Regions from separate parts of the Homo sapiens genome. Here region 1 is linked to region 2. Evidence: chromatin contacts called from ENCODE Hi-C or POLR2A ChIA-PET data. All regions are on one chromosome and are shown on one strand. Each heading gives the region's core, a stretch centred on a gene start or an enhancer-like site at or near the end of the contact. The rest is flanking DNA. Distances are from core to core; before and after follow the strand shown.

The links. Hi-C counts contacts between places; a loop is a spot of excess contacts on that map. ChIA-PET counts read pairs that join two places held with the same protein, here RNA polymerase II (POLR2A). Pooled maps may share reads with other maps.
Region 1: a loop to region 2 is called in a pooled map, with 12 times the contacts of the local background. The contact joins two enhancer-like sites. A Hi-C loop is called at or near these places in 1 of 37 single-sample maps with no recorded cell type and 4 of 50 pooled maps. POLR2A ChIA-PET finds 5 or more read pairs at or near these places in 3 of 52 experiments (H1, activated T-cell and activated naive CD4-positive, alpha-beta T cell).

What each region holds. Positions count from the first base shown.
Region 1 is chr17:40,726,194-40,731,430 of GRCh38, forward strand. No RefSeq gene overlaps it. Among named protein-coding and RNA genes, the nearest start is that of KRT24, 25 kb to the left of the region's middle. Within about 2 kb of position 1,903, at least 2 of the 41 ENCODE cell types and tissues checked have a DNase peak (open chromatin) inside an H3K27ac peak, as active enhancers do.
Region 2 is chr17:41,664,666-41,669,827 of GRCh38, forward strand. No RefSeq gene overlaps it. Among named protein-coding and RNA genes, the nearest start is that of EIF1, 22 kb to the right of the region's middle. RefSeq lists enhancers at 528-1,047, 1,048-1,565, 1,086-1,175, 1,596-1,725, 2,596-2,825 and a silencer at 1,296-1,535. Within about 2 kb of position 1,371, at least 39 of the 41 ENCODE cell types and tissues checked have a DNase peak (open chromatin) inside an H3K27ac peak, as active enhancers do.

The DNA.
Region 1 (5,237 bases), core at 653-3,152, 940 kb before region 2:
TCCAAAATTTATGCGATATGATTTGCAAGTGCACAGGTGTTAAAGGCAGGTGTGTATACAAAGGTTGATTGGGAGGAAATAGGTAATGTAGAAATAAAAAACATTAGATTGATTATACAATTGATATTTATAAATGAAAATGTTTTGCAATTATGGAGCAAAGAGGGTGGCTCCTCTCTTAAAAAATCTTGTGAGCTATTAAAGTTCCCAAACTTATTGCATTTTGTAGCTGCAAGTGCAAGAGTTGAAAGTAATGATGAACTAGAACCTATTACAGATGCATTTGAAATCTGGAATCCATAAATACAGAATGGGTATGTTCCAGGGGCATGCATGACATGCATTCAAAGATGTTGCCCATTTTAGGTATATATACTTCCAAACCACAAAATTATAGAATAAAAATTTGGGTTTTCTATGTTTTAGTTTATATTAACATTTTAAATAAATTAGTTTTGTGCTATCTTTTATATCTTCTGTATATTATTTGTAAAAGTCACTTGAAATTATAAAAAAATAAAATGGGCCTATCTGATGCAGTTGATAAATGGTGATGACTTATTTTTGGGGCATGCTAGGGGCCAATGGGCAATCTTTGTTCCAGAACTCTCACGGGGCTGACAGAGACTTTGGTCTGCATCAGTCTGCTAACTATCCTGCAAAAGACTAAAACCCTCCCTGGTCTTGCTTTCTCCCTTTTCCTTTCATAAGTATTACTCCTTAGGATAACTTTTGATCCTCAAACTCAGTCTCAGCATCTACTCACTGAGAGTCAACCTGCAACAAAACTTAAAGAAATGAAGTGACTTTCCCAGGGCCAGATATCTGGGAAGTGTTGGAACTGAGATTCCAACTCAGGTCTATGCACTCATATTATTTGCAGAAGTCTGCCTGGATTTAGGGTCAGAACTAGTAGAGTCCTCTAGTGGTAGAACTCTACTAGTTACCAAGAAGCCTTAACTTCATCTAGAAACTTCGATTTCTTGAGCCATAGTTTTTTCACCTGTAAAATTAAGGATAATAGTTCCTGCCCTACACATGGCATAGGATTATCACATCAAATGGAGAGCGCAGAGCACTCTGTAAATTGTAATTCCATATTCAAGCATAAGGTTTGATCATTTTTATTGCTGTTTTCTTGCATTTGTACTGTATTAGTTATTCCATAAGACCATATGTTTCTAAACCGGGAGGTCAGCCTAACTTCATCTATTGAAAGGTCCGTCATAGTCCTCACCATTTTTCTATGTACATTTGGTGTTCCATTTGATGTCTTTTCTAAGGGGCTTATCTTTGAAATTTTTATATATAATTATTTACAAAAAAAGATGTAGACCCTATCTATGGATTCTTTCTGATTTAAGTTTGAGGTTGTATTCAGCTGCTCTCACATACCTTAGCTATTAGGGATTGTAGCTCAGTGTCATGGGTGTGAAGAATACGTTTTTCAGTTTCATGATCTCATATCTTGCTGCTTCAGTGGAGAACTGAGCTGGCCATGACTTACTCTGAGCTATAACATCTTGGCAAAACAGAGCTCTGAAATATACCCCTATTTTATTTATACTTATATATTTGACTAGCTACTCTATTAATTGAATTGTTCTTTAGCTTCTTAATAGTTTTGCTTGACAAAAATGTTGCGTTACGTTTATCAACATTCAAATATTAAGACCGGTCGGCAGCTGGGGCAGCATTCCTTACAGTAATTATATGACTACTAGACTATTCCGCAATCTCATTGCCTAATCAAAAGGAACAGAAAAGATTACATTAAAACAGGAAAAATCTATACTTCTATTTTCTCTGATTTTTTTTTTTTCCTAAAACAAACCCTGAAGAAAATGATTGTTTTGGAGGAGAGGTGGAAAAGCATTGAGGCGTGATTCCCTTCTGTGGTGAGTCACTTTCTTCAGTTTGGTTTCATATTCATTTCCAGGCCAGCAGTTGTGAAAGTTTTCAGGGCATTGCCTGTGTCGTTGACCTCCATTTTGCACTCTACATAAACCCAGTTTTGATGCTGGTGTTTTGGAAAAGTGGTTAAAATTGTTTCAAATAAAAATATTTTCCCAAATGTTTTCTATTAAATTACGTGTATTTTTTTTCCCCCTGATATCAAGTCCAGTAACTTCAGGCAAATTTAGTGAAATTCTCTACCATCTAGAAAGGGATGAAGAACTTAAAGGAAGGCAGATGAATTCCTTCCTTTTTTTTTTTTTTTTTTTTTTTTTGAGACGGAGTCTCTCTCTGTCGCCCAGGCTGGAGTGCAGTGGCGCGATCTCGGCTCACTGCAAGGTCCGTCTCCCAGGTTCACGCCATTCTCCTGCCTCAGCCTCCCGAGTAGCTGGGACTACAGGCGCCCGCCACCACGCCTGGCTAATTTTTTGTATTTTGTTTAGTAGAGACGGGGTTTCACCGTGTTAACCAGGATGGTCTCGATCTCCTGACCTCGTGATCCACCCGCCTCGACCTCCTAAAGTGCTGGGATTACAGGCATGAGCCACCGTGCCCGGCCTCCTTCCTTTTAAAATTCAAAAATCTTAATTTTAAAAAGTCTTAACTCAGAGTAGTGGTTTCTTTAAGATCTCGAATGAGTTAGTGATAGTGCTTGAACAAAGATCCAAGACACCTGCACTTTTATTTGTTTACTGACAAGATGAAGATTATTCTTCCTTACATGGCTTTGTAGATTTTGGTGTTGTATCCAAAGAGGAAATTGTATTAAAATATCTGAAAAAACTGGAACCACATCTTCCTGCTATAAGATACAGATTTTAAAGATTAAAGATGGAAATGTTGATAGCTTCAGAATAATTTATTTTGGACAAGGATACATGTAATGCCCATGTTGCTCATATTGTATATTGTATAACAAGGTAATATGAATATTTCAAACTCACTGTGCTGTTTATGATGAACATAGCAGTTAAAAGTTGGTGCTATTGCTTCATTCATTTACAATTTTTCTATCACTCCATTATTCTGCTTATTTATTATTCTTTTATTATTCAATTTATTATTCTATTCATTTATCAATTATTCTATTTAGCTATTTTATTATTGTTATATATTATACATCTTATATATAATATATAAATAAATATATATAATATATAAATGTAAATTGTATATATATATATTTGAGACAGGGTCTGGCTCTGTTACCCAGGCTAAAGTGTTGGGGAGCGATCTTGGTTTACTGCAACCTCTGCCTCCTGGGCTCAAGAGATCCTCCCCCTTTGTCCTCCCTAGTAGCTGCATGCACCACCACACCTGGCTAATTCTTGTGTTTTTTGTAGAGACGGGGTTTCATCATGTTGCCCAGGCTGGTTATTTATCTTCTATTTTACATTATCAGTAGTAAGTCAACTTTTATCAATTATTTAATATTTATTGAGCATCTTGCAAAAACATTCTGCTAAACCTTGGGAATAAAACTAACAAGTAATAGTCCCTGCTCTTAAAGAATTTCATATATAAGCCTGGTCAATATATCGAGAACTTGTCTCTACAAAAAGAAATTAAAAAGTTAGCTGGGCATAGTAGTGCATACCTGTAGTCCTGGCTACTCAGGAGGCTGAGGCGGGAGGATCACTTGAGTCCAGGAGTTTGAGGTTAGGGTGAGATAGGATTGTGCCACTGCATTCTAGCCTGGGAGACAGAGGCAGGGGGGTGGGGGTGGGGCAGTGGGGAGAAACCCTTCATGTATAATTTTTGTTGTATTTTATATAATCACAGCAAGTCTTCTCTTACATATTCTTCACCATGTTCAGTAAGTGTCCGAAAAATAATTTGCATTTTTTTTTCGCCTGCTGAGAAACAGTAGGGAGATATTATTAATTGTCCAAGTGTTGACCTAGAGGAAGACTCTGGGCTGCAGATGGCTGATTTATCATCTTCCCTTGTTGGCAAATAGCTGCCCTAGTTACAGACCCAGTTTCCATGTTTCTTGGTACCAGAAGCTCACTTTGCCATCCCACTACCTACTTCCAGTCCACCTTCTGCCACAGACTTGCAACCATGTCCTGCTGCCCAGTAGAACCCAGATTCTCTCCCCAGTTTGCTGAAGTTTTGTGCTGCTGCTTTGCTGCTAAAACCAAAACCCCATCTGTCATCTGCTGCTAAAAAGTTGTGCCATCTCCATAAGGTCCAATCACCCAAATTCCTTTCCACCACCAAACCGTCGAGACCAGTGTAGGAGACGCTGTAGGGGAGCACGTCTATGTCTCTGCCATTGACTGCTCCAGTGTTCTAGAGTGTTAACATCATAAGTGGGGCACCTATTCCATCTTAAATTCAACAACGCTATTGAGCACTTCCTCTGTGGTAAGTACTGAGCTGGGAGCCAGGGATAGCACTTTGATAGATCAATAGAATTTCAGCTACATGTGGTTTAAATAGGGTATTGTGGAATTTTATAACTATTTATACCATTGCTTCTGTGGAGAATTACATCAAGTTCTGAAAGGTCAGCATGGCATGGCAGCTAAAAAATCCTGGAGCCACATTTTTGTACTTCCAGCTCCCCACTGATTATTTGGCTATTTACTAGATGTGTGACCTTCAGCACGTGACATAACATCTCTGTGCCTTCATTTTCTCATCTGTAAGTTGAAGACAATAGCTCCTGCTTCATAAAATTATCACAAGGATTAAATAAGATATGTTTGTAAAGGACCAGGAGTAATTCCTGGCATACAGGATGTGTGAAATATATTATTAAATAAAAACATTTATTAACAACTCTTGGAATACAACCTTCTTTTGGATGATTGAGAACTGCTTTTGTTTTTAATGACAAATGGATGTAATCAATAACCATTATGGCTATCTATAAGATTTTAATGACTAGCAGCTGTTAACTTCAAAAATAGAAAGCAAGATTATGTTGCAATGCATTATTTTTTTTTATTTTAAAAGCCCCTCCTAACAATTACATCTAATAAAGAGGTTGAAGAGTGTAGGTTTTTTTGCTTGACTCATCAATTCTTCAATTAGTGGATAATACTTGTTGTAATTTTTGGCTGGACCAAATCCCTGCTGACTTTGTTGAGTGAGCAGCTTGTTTAATACTGTACCCTGGTAACTGAGGGTTTCCCAGACCATCTGTTCTTCATGTGGGAAAAGCCCACTGTTGTAGAAGTTGGCCTTTACATCTCGACACTACCTAAACTGCAGGTCTGTTCATCATCATGGAAAGCTACACCACCTACACCGCTATCCCTAATCTGCCTCAA
Region 2 (5,162 bases), core at 121-2,620:
CCTTTACAAAAAAATTAAAAATTAGCCGGTCATGGTGGCATGCATCTGTAGGCTCAGCTACTCAGGAGGCTGATGCAGGAGGATCACTTGAGCCCAGGAGGTCAAGGCTGCAGTGAACCATGACTGAGCCACTGCAATCCAGCCAGGGCAACAGAGCAAGATGCTATCTCAAAAAAAAAAAAAAAAGTGCTATTAAGAGCTGAACTCTGTTCTGGGGGGAGTAGCCTTTCCTTCCCTTCTCTGAGCCTCAGTTTCCCTATATATAAAAGAAAGGAATCAGATAAGATGGCCTGAAAGGCTGCCACCAGTTCTAATGCTCTCAGGTCCTGCTCTCTGACCTACCCAGGACACATGGAACCATCATCACCTCCTTGATCCAGGCACTCTACTCCTCATAATGGAACCAAGATGGTCTTCACTTTATTTTTTTTTTCCCATTGTCCCTGTCCTTACTGCCCTCTGTGTTATGCCAACCTCCTCTGAGTTAACTGAGGCTCAGAGGCTCAAGCAGTCTTTGCCACCCTCTCCCCACTGTCCCCCCCACCCCTCACTCTCCCACCAGACTGTCTGCTCCATCCCCGTCCCAACTGCTCCCACCTGGACTCCCTGCTGCCCTTGGTTCCTACCCCACCCCTCTGTCCACTCCCCCACTCACATACCTGGCCCTCCTTCCCCCATGCAGCCCATCTACCTTCACAGGGAGGCAGCAAGACACCCCCGCCGGCCTAGGAGGGTCGAGATCCTAGGACTCTACTTTTTCCAGTCCTGGTATTTGCCTACACGCCCCAGCCTCCCACCCCCAGCGCCCCCCCCAACACACACACACCCACACACACACACACGCACGCACGCACGCAATTATAACCCCCTTAGGGACAGCCGTTGTGTCTGCTGTAGTTTAGCCTTGGATTCATCATGGCTTCGACATCGCCGGCCCTGGGCCAGTGTTCGAGAGCATGGCCCCAAACAGTTCTTGCTCTGTTCAGCTCCCCACATTGCCAAGCTGCGAGCGGGCTCTCTGTGCTTCCTGCCTTCTGTCTGCCTCGCCTGTTCTCTCCAGGTAGGCGGCTCCTCCTCCAAGCTCCCCCAGCCCTGGGCTGACCTCTGTCACCTGGATGGTGGGTGCGGGTTCTCCGGGCATGCACCTCGTTCCCCTCTTTACTCCCAGCAGTGGCTGAAACTTGTGGGTGCTTGATCGTGCTAGTTAAATGAATGAACATGTGGTGGTTACAGGCAAACCCACAATGCCACACAGGACACCGACCAACAACTGAAAACGGTGACAGCTGCCCTTACCCGCAGCTCCCCAGCGTAGCCCTCCCCCATCGCAGCCAGACCGGCTTGCCCACTGCGCAGCAAGGCGGAGCCCCGCACAGCTAAGCCCGGGCGTGGTGCTCGCGGCGCCCTCTGCTGGCCGGGCCCACGGCCTCCTCCTGCGCACGCGCGCCGCCACCCCGGGACCAGACCTAAAGGGAGAAGGCGCGATCTGGGGCCCTCCCTCCGCACCCCCTCGCCCCGAGAAGCCCCAAACCCAGGTCTTTGACCCTCATGAACATCCTTTGTCCTTCCTCTCTCCTGCTCCCCCTGCAAACATTTTAGGCATCCCTAAATGATCACCAGCCCTCGCCTGCTCTCTTAGCAGGCCTCCAGGTGGGGTTAGAATTGTCAAATGCTGGCACAGGACGAAACCCTAATAATAATAACTATGATGATGACGGCAGCTGCTGCTGAGCGGGCACTTTGTGGTTACCTTAGCAACCTTCCACCATCCAGGAAGTGCAGCCCCTTCTTTCACAGGCGGCAGCTGCAGCCAGAGGCGTGCGGGGACTTCCCAAGGTCACACAGCAAGAATCCTAAGAAACCCGGGGTGTTTCCTCTGCCTACGTGGAGCTAACCCTGCCTCCAGAAGCAGGGGCCTTGAGATGGGAGCAGAGCGATCTGGTGCCCCGGAAACCCCACCCCCACCCCCACCTTGCCCCATGCGCAGCGAACGTGGCTACATTTCCTATCGTTTGTCCAACCCATCATTTTGCCTTTGGGAAAATTGCAGGGGAGGTGGAGGCCAGAGGACAGGGAGACAAACGTTCGTGGGCATCTGCCACGAGCACATTTGCCACGCTTTGTGACAGGCCCTTTCCCGTTACACACCACACCTGCCCAGGACCGCAGCACAGAACCAGGACCCAAACCCGCCGACTCCCTCCCTAGTGCTCCTTCCTCACCCCCCACCCCCTCCCCCCTCCGCAAGTTCTCTCTTGGAAAAGGGGCCGCTGGGAAGGGGAGGAAACGCACTCACTACAGGACTCCAGGTGGGGTCCAGAGGCTCTGCCCCTGGTGCCTCTTCCCCAGCCCTAAAGCCCCCAGCCCTAGAGAGGGGACCCTCCTGCACAACATCTCCAGGGGACCGGGTACTCCACTAGGGTCGAGAAACGTTGAATAGTGCGGTGGGTGCGGGAGGCGCGCCTAGGTGCCGAAACCCGGTCTGTGCTGCCATCCTGTGGCCATTGCAGGAAGTGTGCCTGTCAGGCCGCTCTGCATTGAACCTGAAATGCCGGGTCACCCTTGGGTTGAGTGAAACCGGGCCCCATGCTGAGGCTACAAGGGACATAGAAAGGGACAAGACGCAGCCCGTGCCCTGAAAGAGCTTACAGTTCGGTAGGATGGCCTTCAAATGACATGATCCAACACTCAACTCGGCGCCAGATACCGCCCAAAATAGAAGATCGTGCAAAAGGTTCCAAAAGGTGGAGGCAGCCTGCCCCGAAGCACATCGAGAAAGCCCTCCTGCAGCAAAGCCGTGTCGAGACTGGGCCTTACAGGGCAGGCGGGGCTGGGGCAAACAGAGATGAAGGAAGGCGCTCCAGGCGGAGAGACCAGCCTGAGCAAAGGCACAGGGGCAGGAAACACGGATTCTCAGGAATCCAGCTTGTCCCAAGTCTAGGTCAACTGTGAAGGGGAGAGCAGCATGGCCAGGTCCTCCAGTGCCCAGGTAGGAGGTTTCACTTAACCCTTTAGGCCACGCGGCCAACAAAGGTCTTTGAGCAAGCCAGCAGCTTGACCAGAAGTCTGTCCAGGAAAAGAGCATGATAGCTGGGGAACGGGGGCAAATGGGTGAGGTTTCAGAGCAATTAGGAAGGAAGGAGAACAGGAGGAGGCATGAGCGACGCGGATGGTGGTGCCACTGGCAGAGCTGGGAAGTCAGGGGCCACGCAGGGGAGACCAGGGCTGGGGTTTAAGTTCCTGGCAGAACATCCCAGTGAAGACGTCCTTCAGGAAGCCAGAAAGAATACATTAATAAAAGAGGAAGTAATAGTTATTGCTCATATGTGTACAGACTTTATAGTAAATAAAGCAGCTTAATCCATCATGCATTTGACTCATATTTTATTTATTTATCTTTTTTTTTTCTTTTTGAGATGGATAAACCCCACCCCCTTGCCCACCCTCGTGGTCTGGCCCCTGTGCACTGCTCCGGCCCCTCCCCTTCCCAGTGTCTTATGATGGCCTCTGGGCCTTTCTAGTCAGCTTGGGCCCACGTCTTCCCTTTGCCTGGCTGAGCTTCACTTGCCCTGTGGTCTTAGCTTAGTGGTTCCTTTTTCCAGGAATCCTTCCTATACCTTGCAGGTTGGGTTGGGTGCCGTAGCTGTGATGCCCCTGCCCCGTACACCCTTGACATTTGCCCATCATGGCCTGTATGGTGCGTGACTGTGGTCTGTCTCCCCACCAACTTTACTTCAGTGTGGCGGCTGGGTCTTATTGACCACTCACCCCAGTGGCCTGCTCAGTATCAGTCAATGAACATTTCTTGAATGGAAGACCTGAGTGAGGAATGTGAAGCCCTGCGGGACCTGCTGGCACAGCGCAGCAGCCGAAGCGGGGGCAGACAGAGGCATCCGGGAGGGCCAGAGCTGGTCTCTGAAGGCTGGTCTCGAACTCCTGACCTCATATGATCCACACACCTCAGCCTCCCAAAGTGCTGGGATTACAGGTGTGAGCCACCACACCCAGCCTGGAAAGTTTATTTATTCAGGTCTGTTGCAGCCTCACTTCCCAGTCTGTGAAGATAAGAGCTAATTTCTCATCCAGAGAAGGGACCTCCGAGAGGAATCTTTATGGCTTACTGCATACAGGAAAAGACAGGTCAGCTCGCCCTTTCTAAAACTACAATTTCTCCAATATTTACAGCTCAAAATAATCACTATGCCAATTTGGCATATTTGGGGATGGCACGTTCTTCACTCCGTTGGGGGACTTCAGTGAATACGGTGTTAGATTGCAGTGAGGGAGACAGATATTAACTAACAGCCAAAATAAATAAGTAAATTACAGGGTGTAGGAGATGATGTCCTGGAGGGAAATGAGCAGTAATGCAGAAAAAGGGAGAGGAGGAAGACTGCGGGGAGGGGTACAATTCAAAATAGGGAGGTCAAGGCTGGGCACGGGGACTCACACCTATAATCCCAGCACTTTGGGAGGCCGAGGCAGATAGATCACCTCAGGTCAGGAGTTTGAGACCAGACTGGCCAACCTGGTGAAACCCCGTCTCTACCAAAAATACAAAAAATTAGCCAGGCGTGGTGGCACGCGCCTGTAGTCCCAGCTACTCGGGAGGCTGAGGAAGGAGAACCACTTGAACTCAGGAGGCGGGGGTTGTGGTGAGCCGAGATCACGCCACTGCACTCCAGCCTGGGCAAGGAGAGGGAAATTCCATCTAAAAAATAATAATAATAATAAGAGAGGTCAGGACAGGCCTCATACAAAAGTGCTATGTAAGCAAAACCTTAGACTTTGAGAAAGAAAGCCATGGAGATATCTAGAGGGAAGCTTCCAGACCCCAAGGTGGGAGCATTTCTGACATGCTCTAGGCCCAGCTGGGGGCTGGTGTGGCTGGAGTGGGGACGGAAGGCCAAGTAGTTGAGATGAGATGAGCAGAGTCACAGGCACTGGATCACAGGGGGCCTCCTAGAATGTGGTGGAGACTGTGGCTGCTGTGTCGAATGAAGGTGCCAGGGAGCAGGGACAGGAGTGAGACCCACTGGGAGATGAGGAAACTACTCCAATAGTCCAGGCGAGAGAGGATGGTGGCTCAGATCAGAGTGGAGCAAAGGAACCCTACACTGAACTGTAGGCTTGAAAATGATGTACAGGTGGCAAGAAGCAAC